Regions from separate parts of the Mus musculus genome. Here region 2 is linked to region 1. Evidence: chromatin contacts called from ENCODE POLR2A ChIA-PET data. All regions are on one chromosome and are shown on one strand. Each heading gives the region's core, a stretch centred on a gene start or an enhancer-like site at or near the end of the contact. The rest is flanking DNA. Distances are from core to core; before and after follow the strand shown. Region 1 has its middle 5.6 kb from the start of Cnn3. Region 2 holds the start of Gm33485 (a long non-coding RNA gene).

Region 1 (6,277 bases), core at 209-2,708:
CTATCACATTGCAGAGTGAGTTAGGGGACACAGTCAGACCACAGCACTCTTGATGAGACAGCAAAACCAGGCCAATTCAGAAATGCATTCCAACAGCTGAAAGGGATTTTTTTTTGTTTTGTTTTGTTTTTGGTGGGGGTGGAGGATGGGCTGGTATTTGGAATAATGCCTATAAATCACACCCATACACTCTTCTAGCAAAGAGCTACACGCAAAAAGTATATTCAAACCCCTTCACAACAAGATTTCCTTAAAAACTGATTGGGGCTGGGAGTATAGGTGAAGCCAAAAAAAGTTTTTTTGTTGTTTTAAAATCTATGATCACAATCCAATTTAAAATGCAAAGTTGGAGAAAGAGATGGAAACGAACGGGGAGGCCAGTTCTGAGCGCACAAAAGGGAGCGGAAAAATTCTTTCCTATTATGCTGACCACATTCCTCTCCTAAGGCATTAGCTCTCAGCTGAACCAGTATTATAACATAATAGGCGGGTTTCTATCCAGGGTGGCTGGACAATGGGTCCACCTACCTCTTTTTTCCAGCTCCGGGGTTGAATGTAGGGCTTCCCGCCTGCCGTGCCCAAGCTCTGCCACTGCGCTGCAAACTTGACCCTCTTGACTTTTTCATTTAAAACCAGATATAATTAGCTTGCTTAGGCTGCCCTTGCCCTCGCCCTCTAGTTCAGGCAGACTGTGAACTTGGGGTATTGCTACCTCAGCCTCCCAAGCAGCTGGAATTACAGGCCCCAGTCACTCCCCTCACCTACCTACTTAATTTCAGTTTGGGGCGGATACACTACTCAAGACTCCATTTTAAAAATCACCTTAATGCCTAACTAATTCGGGTTTATTTTATTTTAATCCTTCTTTAATTCAGAAAAACACACAGAAGGGTTTTTTTGTTTTGTTTTGTTTTGTTTTTTGTTTTTTTTGGTGTTTTGTTTTTAACCCTTTGAACCTCCTGTCTTGTGGTCTTGTTTCCTGATGTTAAACTACATCTGATTCTGATTCATGCCTTTAATCCCAGCACTTGGGAGGCAGAGGCAGGCAGGTTTCTGAGTTCGAGGCCAGCCTGGTCTACAAAGTGAGTTCTAGGACAGCCAGGGCTATACAGAGAAACCCTGTCTCGAACCCCCCCCCCCCCAAAAAAAAAAAAAAAAAAAAGCTTGGTTCAAGAGGTAGCTCAGTGAACAGCGTGCTCTGGTCACAAGCATAAAGGCCTGGGTTCAAGGCCCTGCATTGCATGCGATTAGATGTGGTTAAGCACGCCTGTAATCCTGTCCTGGGAGAGAGAGGCTGGAAGGTCGGAAGGTCAAGGTCATCCCCAGCTAGTTAGCTAGTTAAAACCAGCCTGGGCAATCTACTCTGTTTCACAAACCAGAAAGATAAGGGGGAGGGGCAGTTGTTCTTTAACTGGAAGTTTTGGAGGCTAAAAATAGGAAATCATGCAGCTCCAAGTGAGGTCCCTGGAGTGGTGTGTCACATGGCAGATGGCATCACGAGAGGGAACAGACACACAAGGAGAGACCACCTATTGAGACCGGGAGCCAGAAGCAGGAAGGGACGGACTTTCTCCTTTTACAACATCCCATTCTTGTGAGAACTAAGGTCCCAAGAGATCTGTGCCGATCCTTTCCGAGGGCCGTGCACTAATGACCTACCCACACCCCACTAGGCCTCTTTCTCTGTGTGCGCATGTGTGTGCATTCATATGTATTCTGTGTGTGGAAAGTCAGAAGTCAGCCCCAGGTGTCGCCGCCTCTGTTGCTTTTGGCTGATGGGTTGAGCCCGCCCCCCCCCGCCCCCCCCCCCCCCCCCAGAGCTAGGATTACGAGTGTGCACCACTGCCCTGACATTTTTATGTTGGTTCTGGAGATGGAACTCCAAGTCCTTATGCTTTTCCTGTAAGCACTTCACCTACCTGAGCCCAGCTTCTTAGGGATTCTACTGGCTCACCACCACCACACTAGAGCAAGCCTCTGGCACATGGACTTCGGGAGTCCAGCCAGCCAAACCATATCATTGCCCGTTTAAGGCAAAACTCCTCACAACTTCAAAGCCCTCTTGCTCTGATAGCTGCCTGACCCTCCTACGACACCATCCCCCTTCCATCGCCACCCCACCCCCACTCAAGCCTCCAGCTGTATGTGTATATATATATATAATTTTGTTTTGGGTTTTTTGTTGTTGTTGTTTTGGTTTTTTGAGACAGAGTTTCTCTGTGTAGCCCTGGGTGTCCTGAAACTCACTCTGTAGACCAGTCTGGCCTCAAACTCAGAAATCCGCCTGCCTCTGCCTCCCAAGTGCTGGGATCAAAGGCGTGCGTCACCACTGCCCGGCGATACTATGCTATTCTTGCAGACAGGAGTCTAACATAACTGTCTCCTGAGAGACTCCACACAGCAGCTGATAGAAACAGATGCAGAGACCCACAGCCAAACATCAAGCAGAGCTTGGGAAGTCTTGTGGAAGAGTGGGGGTAAGAATTTGAGGGAGCCAGAAGGGTCAAGGTTACCACAAGAAGACCTACAGAATCAACTAATCTGGGTCCATGGTGGCTTACAGAGACTGAACCACCAACCAAAAGTATCCTTGGGCTGGACCTAGGCTCCCTACATGTATGTAGCTGATGTGCAGCTTGGTCTTCATGTGGATCCCCTAACAACTGGAGCAAAGGCTGTCTTTGACTCTGTTACCTGCGTTTGCATCTCCCCTTTCCCTGGCTGGGCTGCCTTGTCTTGTTTCAATGGGAGAGGATGCATTTAGTCCTGATTCGACTTGATGTACCAGGGTATGTTGGTATGAAAGACTCCGAGAAGAGCCCCTCGCTCAGGCCTCAGGACAATAGCGGACACCCAAGAACTCACGACAGACCGAGCTTGTTGCAAACCACATGAGGCTTTATTCGGGGAAAGCCAGAGCTCTGGGGACGACTCATATCCCACTCAGGGGTAGAGGAGTCGACCTCGAGGGGAAAGAGTTCCCAGATTTTATAGGCCCTCAGTGGGGAAAGGAGAAGGGGGAGAGTAGGGGATTTCCAGATCTAAACAATGTCTATTCTCAAGGAATGGGTATGGGAGGGGTACAAGGAAAGAGTCTAATGAGGTGCAGCAATGGGCACACACCTGGTCAGAACATTGGCAGACACACAGGTTCAAGGAGTGGCCAGAGCATTGTGCACCTCTATTTTTCTAAATCAGTGAAGCTAGTTCTGCTAACACTGACGTCTATCTTGCCAATTTCAGGGCTTCTGTGTCCTTTTACATTCTGCCAGGATCTTTCAGGCACCCACGAGTGGTCTTCCCTTCTCTGAGGAGAAAAGGAGGAGGGCATGGGGAAGGGGTACTCAGAGGAGCAGAGGGAGGGGGGCTGCAGTCAGCATGTAAAGTGAATAAATAAGGAATTTTTTAAAAATGAAAACCAGAGTATTTTTTATAACATATTCCAAAAAAAAATGTCACCTGTAAAATAATTATTTAAATTCTCCAGGGATTCCAGCAGTCTTTAGAAAATCATCCTATCCCAGGCCTGGTTTTAAGGTTTATGCATGTGGAGCTCAGAGGACAACATCAGCTCTTCTCCCTCAGGTGCCATCACTCTTGGTCCCTCATTGGCCTGGCAGTCAGTAATTTGGCTAGGCTGCCTGGCTGATTAGAACCAGAGACTTGGCTCCTCCTCCCTGGGATCATGCGCACTAGACACCACCCACTTTTACCTTTTTTTAAAGAGGTGCAATTTGGGATTTGAACTCAGACCCTTGTGCTCCATACACTGTACCAACTGAGCTATCTTCCCAGCCCGGAAGAATATGTTCTAAAGCAAACAGCAAACTTCCTTTACATCTCTCCAATACCTGCTTTCAACTAATGGGGATCTGGAAATGTAGTTACACTGTTTAAGAGTACCCACTTCAGTTTAAAGTGTTCTTCACATTTGGAAAAAATAAAATGCTTAAGATTTTCAGGCTCTCCCTGGTGACACACTCTCTCGTTAGAATTTGGTCAGGATTTTCTGAATTTATCTTAACAGTAAGTGAAAGACACACTGTCAAAAGAAAACAGTTGGCTAGGCATGGTGACTCATGTCTATAATACCAGTACTCTTAGAAGCTGAGGCAGGAGAATTGCCATGAGTTTGAGGCCAGTGTGGGCTACCTAGTTGGGCACTGTCTCTTTTATTAACTAACTAACTAACTAACTAACTAACTAACTAACTAACAAATAAGTATCCAGACATGTTAGTGCATGCCTTTAACCACAAACAAAAGCAGGCAAATCTTCATGAATTTAAGACCAGCTTGGTTGACATATTTCTGTGGTCTCAACCTTCCCAATGCTGCGACCCTTTAATACAGTTCCTCATGTTGTGCTGGCCCAAACCATAAAATTATTTCATTGCTACCTCATAACTGTAATTTTGCTACTGTTATGAATTCTAATGTAAATATCTGATATGTGACCCCCAAAAGGGTCTTAAGCCATAGGTTGAGAAACACTGACACAGTGAGTTCTAGATCATCCACGGTGGCATATGGAAACCCTATCTCAAAGGGGGAGAGGGGCGAGACTTCAAAGAGAATTAAAAAAAATACAGGTAGCAAGTGAGTACAAGAGAAGATGTCAAATGTACGTATTAGAAATCCTGAAATTAAAACAATGAGCTGCCACTCCACAGAAATACACTGAATGTTAGCAAAGGTACAGAGGACCTAAGACTCACCCTTGCAGGTGGGACCGCACCCACTCACGTGCCTGTCAAGTTTGGAAGCAAATGCCTTTACTTTCTGAGCCAACTTACTCGGCTGTTTCTTTTTCTTATTGCTGGGCGTGGTGGCGCACGCCTTTAATCCCAGCACTTGGGAGGCAGAGTTCCAGGACAGCCAAGGCTACATAGAGAAACCCTGTCTCGAAAAAAACCAAAAAAAAAAAAAAAAAAAAAAGATTTACTTATTTTATGTATATGAGTACACTGTAGCCACCATGTGGTTGCTGGGATTTGAACTCAGGACCTTTGGAAGAGCAGTCCATGCCCTTAACCGCTGAGCCATCTCTCTTGCCCCACTGCCCCAAGCTATTTCTTAAAAAGTTAAACACACACCTTTCACCTGCCAGCCTTTGTTCTTGGAGGTATATATCTAAGAGAAATGAAAGCATGTCTTTGTTAATAGCTTGTTCATGAACGACTGCTGTACCTTTTTTGGTGGACCCTGTTGAGGGGTGGTTTATGATCTCCCAACTTACAATATTGTGAAAGTGACATGCATCTAGTAGAAACTGTACTGCAAATGACAAATTCTTTATATATATATATATATATGCACCCCCAAACACATACATATATACTTAAAGACAGAGAATCTCGACATAGCTCTGACTTCCTGGAACTTGCTATGTAGACAAGCTGGCCTCCAGTTCACAGAGATCTACCCACCTCTGCCTCCCCAGTGCTCACATTCAGTGGGTATACCATCATGCCCTGCCAAATTACAACTTATCTTCTCCCAGGAAAGTGCTAGGTGTTCTAAGGCTTTCTCCCAGTGTCCAGCAGCAGCAGGGATTCACGGCTCCAGCCAACCAGGCAATCCAGACAGTAACCAGCCATTCAGACCTGGTAACTCACACCTGTAATCCTAGCACTTTCGATGACACAGAAGGATTACTGTAAATGGGAGGTCAGCCTGGGCTACAGTGAGTTCTGGGCTAGCTTAGGCTATAGGGTGAGACCCTGTCGAAAAATAAAACAAAAATAAGAGGGCAACCCAGAGAGCAACTGAGGGTGATCCGTGCCCAGAGAGCAACTGTGGGCTGCTCGGCTGTGGTGTTCCATAGGTTAGGTGTGACAATTTTACTTCAATTTATGATATTTTCAATTTACTATGGGTTTATTGGGATGGAACTTCATTAGAAGTCAAAGCACAAAGAAAGATTTGTAATGGCGCCAAACTGTAATCAACTAAAAGATTCATCAGCCAGGAGGCACATCATCAGCACACAGGGTGGCTCTCTGTGCTGAACTACTACTAAATAATAAAAAGGGATGCGCTGAGGATATAGCATACAAAGTGAGTGGATGTAACGATTTGAAATTCTGTTTTTTTAAAAATTATTCTCAGAGTGTCTACAGCATGCCTACGGAGTCAAAAGGACAGGAGTTTGTTCTCTCCTTCCAGCTTTAGTGGGTTCCAGGGATTGAACTCTGGCTGTAAGGCTTGGTTGGCAAGAGCTTTACCCACTGAGCCATCCTGCCCATCCTCAAGATAATTTTGCTAAGTTAAAGAAG
Region 2 (6,375 bases), core at 244-2,743, 180 kb after region 1:
AGCTTGACTTATTTTTAGAGAACCCCCCAAATTTACTTCTTTTTTCTCCAGTCCCCTTCCAGGGACATGGGAAGCATCCCGCCTTGGATTCAGTGTATCACGCACTCTGTGCTGCTTGTGTGGGAAAAGCTGGAGGTGTGAAGCACTGTGCTCCCAGGAAAGAGGTACGAACTCCAGAGGCACCAGATAAACCCTTCACAGGGCAGGAAAAGAAAATCCATGTTACCTCAGTAAGCAAGCCACCGGGCCAGCAGAAGTGCTGAGAGCCAATGAAATCTTGAAGGAAGCACAGACAGCCGGTGAACATCACCCTCCGCCAATCACCTACAGACCAACAGCAATGGGGGCGGGGTTATGGAGAAAGATGTTATCTAATCGCATTAATTATTCTCTCCTACGTCTCCCCATCTACCCCAGCACACAAACTGCCAAACTGCGAGTATCTGCCATCTTGGAAGATGTGGAAGGGTCTAGGTGGGATGAGGGGTGGTTCAACATGGGCGGCCCTGCTCTCTGCAAAGTCCCTGGCATCTACGGTGCTATTTCTGTGGCTTTTGCTGTATTTTCTGTGCTTCTTCTTTTTAAAAAATCCTTCTAAAAGCCTCATACTCACGCCTCCCCTTGGAAAACAGCCTTCTGATTAGTGGGCTGCATCCCTCCCAGCACAGAGCCACGACATGCGGCTTCCTTGCTTCTAGGGTCTCTGTGTGTCCATTGTCGATGGGGCGCTCTCCAAAGTCTACATTTTCTTTATTTCAGCAGACCCCAGAGCAGACACTCTGGCTACTGAAGTAACAACTTACAATCTGTTGTGTTGTATAAAAATAAAGAAAGAAGGAATATGTTTGGTGGGTGTGCAGTCAGGTGTAGGGGAAGGGGTGCCTCTGTGGGTCCATGTTGAGGCATCCCTTTCCCGAGGGACCAGCCACATGACAAAGGTATAGTATAGAATAGTTTATTCAGGGCCTGGGGAGGGGAGTTGAGAGGGTAGTAGAGACAGAGAAGGGGGGTGGGGGAGAGAGACAGAGACAGAGACAGAGAGGTAGAGGCCGGTCATGAGAAAGAGGGGGTGGAGGGGAGTAAGGAGAGAGGGGGAGCAGGAGGGAAGGACAAAGTGAGAGCAAGAAGGCAAGACAGCAAGAGAGAGGAGGGGGCAAGCAGCCCCTGTTATAGTGAGTTAGGCACTCCTGGCTGTTGCCAGGTAACTGTGGAGGCAGCGCCTAGAAGAAATGCTAACACAAGCACCTATTTTTTTTTTTATTTTAATTAAAATATCCTTTTCCACTTTCCCAAATGTGAAGGTGAATGAGATTGTGGATTCCTGGGATCAAGTAGCAGGAAAGAAAGTGAGAAAGTGAGACTGCTCACTTGCAGCCATGGGCCTTCTGAGGCCACCTCACCCCTTAACCCTCCCAAGGCCTTGACTCATGGAGGACACACTAGGGGGCCTCTCAGCTCTGGGATGACACACCTGGCTGGCCTAGCCAATGTCCTTATAAGGCAATTGCTGGGCCCTGCACGGGCTGCTTCCCTGCCTCTTTTTTTTTTTTTTTTCCAGTGTGTGATGAAGCAATGTCCCTGGCCTGGGAAGGGCGGGGAACAGCAAGCCGCTGACTCCCTGTAAGCTGGCGCAGACAGCTCTGCTTCCTTTTCTGTTGGATTTGAAATGAAAAAAATCCAATTCTGGGAGAACACTGGGAACGAGGTCACTTGGTTCCATTTCTACACATTACGCCTCACTGAGCAGCTCCAACCGTTCCACACCCTACCCTGGCATTTTACTCAGGCAAGCCCTCTCTACCCGTGAGCTACACCCCAGCCCTGTGCTGACAGTTCAGTCTCACATCAGTGCTTACATGCAAAGGAAGAGGATGAGCTGTGTTGGCCCGGGGATCAAACATGAGTCTGTTTATCAACTAAAACGGGCTATTGGAGTCAAATTAGAATTTCCGATTAACAACGGATAATTTATTCTCACATGAGCATTGTTGTGGTTTGAATGTGGGCCAGCCTCTAAAATTTATGTTGAGAATTAATCTTCAAATGCAACAGTGCTAAGAACCCCACTTGGATGGGATTTGGGCCTTTGTAAAGGGTTTGAGGGTAAGGGTTTGCCTTCTCTGTTTTCCCCTCTGTGTGAAGACGCTGCAGCTTCTACTCTGGAAGATTCAGCAACAAGATGCTATCTGGAACCCTGCAACTGGTTCTTAGTAGATCTGAACCTACTAGTGCTTTACTCTTAGACTTCCCGACTTTCAGAACGGTGAAAAATGAAGTTCTGTTGTTAACAAGCCACACTGTCCGAGACTATGTTGTTGCAACAGAACAGCAGACCAAGACAAGTACTTCCCGGTTTTGGATGGCACGGATGCTATTAATCATTATTCCCCATAGATACTAGTTGAACTTCCTACTCAGGCTCCCCACCTTTCTTCCTATCCTCCCACTCCTCTTTGCTAAATTTGGCTTCTCTAGGCCACGCCCGTTTCCATCACTGTGATGTAAAGTTCTTCCAGAGAGGCAAGCTTCTGTCTCCACTGGGCCTTGTTTTTACCCATGCGCCTTTCTTCAAGGAGGCCCTCCCTGAGCCTACTTCTCAAGGCCAGCTCCTGCTTGCTTCATCTTCTTCCCAGCCTGACACTACCTTACATAGTCATGGTCTTGTCTGCCTCCTTGCTCGAATGCCCTCCTCAGAAAGTCAGGGACTTCTACCTTGTTGACAGCCATTTCCCCAACCACAGCTTAGAATAAAGCAGGAATTCCTTCATTTCTTTCTCTCTTTGGTGCATCATAGTGAAGCCCAGGCTGGTTTTAAGGTTGTGCCCTTCCTGCCTCAGGCCCTACCAAGTGATGGGATATAGGATTTCAAAGTGCTACCATACATGGCTTGTTCTGTATAATCAAACGAGATGTTTGAGTTTCTGTGTAACTTCACAAGGAGGTGTAGGAAAAGAAGGCTCTGAGAACATCGAGGGTAGACATCAGAGGGAAGAGAGAATCAGAAACAGAGACAGAGCACATCATGAGCAAAGGCAGGTTTGTCCTGAGGTCTGTTGAGTTCAGAAACGCCTCATGTGTCTATAAGGGCTGTAGGCTGCCATCGCTAAGCAGGGCAATGCTGCATAGTTTCAGAGCACTGGCTTGCAGGACACAGCTCACAGTTGTCTGAACTCACATACAGTCAGACCACAAGCCATCCCTGACCTCTCTAGTCTTCTTATCTGCTCAAGGGGCAGGTGCAAATGAAAGAATATTGACAAAGCTCCTGACAGCCTCTCAGATGTACTGGTGAGTGCATCATATATGTACTGGCAGGTGTGAATGAATACCGTGTCCACAACAGCCGCAGTCCTGACTGAAATCCACATTTACCCATCGCTTCCTCTGATGCTGAACCCAGTTGATGGCCATTTTTTTCAAAAAGAGCCATCCATTCATTTTGTTTTTGCTTCTGAATCACGGAAGGAGGGTTGTGAGGACACAGAACAGGGATTGAAGGTTGGCAGGCAGAAGCACTCCCTGTGTTATGGGTGCCAGGAGGGCTCTCCTGCCAGGCGAGTGACTCACTCCTGCAAGCCGGTCTCTCTGCGAGAGCATCCAGACTCAGTCACAGCACACACCGTGGCCTTTGGGATTTCTAGGAACCAACTGAAGCTGCAGGAGAAGCACACAGGACGAGGCGCTGCTGTCAGCGCAGAAGTCAGTGGCATTGAGATGGGCAATCTCTGTGCTGCTGTGTGTCACTTACCCGGTGGAGCCTCCCAGTGCTCTGGTGGAAAAAGCTGTGATTTTCTACTGTCTCTTAGAGGTTTAGGCGGTGAGATGAAGCCGGGTATGACACAGGGCATCACAATTGGAAATTACTATATAAAGCCATGGGTCCTGCTGATGTCATCAGCATTGTCTGTGGTTTGGGGGGCTTGGATATATAGTTGGTGACCTCCAGTTCTGTGACTATCTTAGTGTCACCCACACCCTGCACCTCATAGGCACACACCCTTTTCCCGGCGCCAGGGTATAACTGGATTGCTGATGTGTTCCCATGGGATTAAAATGACACAAGCTCATACCCTAGAGCTTCTCCAGCACATCCTTGCTGGCCAGATGTGTGTTTCCCAGTGTGTAGCCACTGCAGAGGCAGGAAATCAGTAATGGTTCTGTGTAAACAGCTGTTCTAAACATCAGTCGCACAGCACTTCGCTGGATGAGTAATTGGTTGTGCTTTTCTTGAATTGGACACCACTCATGAAAGTCCTACAGTCCAAGCACCAATGAGACAAACGTGTCCTGGGTAGGTTCCAGCCATCCCCCAACCCAGCCGTGATGTCTAGCCAGTCCTTAGGTGGAGCACTGCTCAACAAGGCAGGCAGCCAAGCAGGGACAGAATGTACCAGGGCCTATGGCGTTGGCTCTAAGCCTATGGCTCTGAGCTCTAAGGTCCGAGACCTAGCCTGAGAAGCCTGAGGAGAAAGATCCTTCTCTTGTTTGGGTGTGCACTGGGAAGAGCCACCATCAGACCCTCACAGCTCATGCATGCGTTCAGCAAGTATTAACACAGTGGTTGTATGAACTAGGTTGCAGGAATGTATAAATGGATAAAATAGGGTTTGAGTTTCCCTTCCTTTGTGGAATTTACTAGACTATGGAGTGTAAACAGTGAGTAAGGATGGGAATACAGCTTCTCTGTAGTGAGGGATGTGTTTGAGATCAGCCCAGCATGGCTCATGCCTCTAAGAAAATGCTGTCTTCCCTCTGACACTCTCTCCTCTATGACACTTTGTGTCCTTATAGCACATGGAAATGAGGACACAAAGAGGAGACGGGAAGGGACTACGGTCAGCCCCAGCTCAGTTGGGCCACAGCACTATGCGTGCGGATGGTAAGCTCCTCCTAGGAAGGGAAGGGTGGAACCTCTCCTTCACAGAGGACATTGTTCGGAACTTAGTGGTTCTGTCCTGTTCCAATGTAGGGAAAGAAGTGGAGAGAGCAAGGTGTGTAATCACCATGACAGGAGGCTCAGGTGAGATCCTTCAGGGAACAGCAACAAGAGCTGGTTTCCAGAAAACCAACAGCGAGCCTCAGGTGAGCTGGCTCCACAAAAAGTTCTACACAGGGAGGCTGAGACTCCTCTCTAGAAACTCAGAAGAGGTTGGGATGGGACTAGAACAGAGAGGGGAAGAGAACAGAAGGGATTATCCATAGGCCAGTTTGTCAATCACAGGCAGTGGGGAGAGAGCCTAAGACATTGGAGAGGCACCCACCTGTCAGTCTATGGGATCCACATGTCAGGCCTGGTTAATCATAAGCTGCGTTCTTTCTTTGTACCACCCTTTCTCCTTCCTCCTTCTTTCACCCAGAAAAGATTCCATGTGAGAGTAATCAGTAAGGTGCATTAATAATTAATTAATTAATAACATAATACTTGGAACCAAACAAAAGATGCTGGCTACTAACTCTGTCTGGATAGACATTTAAACAACTTTGGGTACAATATGGGAAATTTCATCCAATTATTCATGGGATTCTTGTTGTCACACGCTTTCTTGTTGTCAGGGATAAGTAAATCAGTTGAGAACCATTCGAAGTTCATGATGAGTAGTTTTACTTAGGGCCACGTAGGGTATTTGAGAACGTCAACTCCAAAGACTGACTCTCAAAGTGTGACCTGAGAGTGGACCCCGTGCTCCTCAGCTTCTAACCTTGACCTACATCCCTTCCTCCTTGACCTACATCTCTTCCTCCTGGGCTTTGGCCTCGGCACCTGAGCTCTCAATGACCCCTGATAAGTTTTCAAGGTAAGACTTTTCCCGTGTCTCAGGTTCACCCAAGGTGGCCTGCCTCACTCACGTTCACTGGGCACAGCGCTGGTCCATGCCTATGTGTGAGTCCACGCTTGTCACTCTTTCTCATCTGAGTTCCTTCATTGGTTAGCTTCTGTCAACTTGACACAAACTGGAGTCACCTGGGAAGAGAATACCTCAGTTGAGGAATTGCCTCCAAGAGATTGGCTTATGGGCATGTCTGGGTTTTAGTTTGTTTGTTTTTTAAGGAATTCTATCTCAGTTAGGATCTTATCGCTGTGAAGAGATGCCACAACTACCGCAACTCTTATAAAAGAAAACATTGGCTTGGGGCTGGCTTACAGTTTAGAGGTTTAGTCCATTACTGTCATGGTGGGAAGCATGGTGGCATGCAGGCAGACATGGTGCTGGACAGGAAGCTGAGAGTTCTACATCTGTATCTGCAGGCAGCAGGAAGAGAAAGCCACTAGGCCTGTCTTGAACTTCTGAAACCTCAAAGTCCACCTCCTTCACTGATGCACTTCCTCTAACAAGGCCACACCTACTCAACAAGGGTACACCTCCTAATAGTGCC

The links. ChIA-PET counts read pairs that join two places held with the same protein, here RNA polymerase II (POLR2A).
Region 2: POLR2A ChIA-PET joins it to region 1 with 12 read pairs in embryonic stem cell. The contact joins two enhancer-like sites. POLR2A ChIA-PET finds 5 or more read pairs at or near these places in 3 of 5 experiments (Patski and embryonic stem cell).

The regions. Positions count from the first base shown.
Region 1 is chr3:121,417,838-121,424,114 of GRCm38, forward strand. No RefSeq gene overlaps it. Among named protein-coding and RNA genes, the nearest start is that of Cnn3, 5.6 kb to the right of the region's middle. Within about 2 kb of position 1,459, at least 1 of the 3 ENCODE cell types and tissues checked has a DNase peak (open chromatin) inside an H3K27ac peak, as active enhancers do.
Region 2 is chr3:121,600,683-121,607,057 of GRCm38, forward strand. Gm33485 (a long non-coding RNA gene) reads right to left here and starts at 5,957. Exons shown (of 4, transcript XR_001783961.1): 1 at 5,848-5,957; 2 at 227-324. Within about 2 kb of position 1,494, at least 1 of the 3 ENCODE cell types and tissues checked has a DNase peak (open chromatin) inside an H3K27ac peak, as active enhancers do.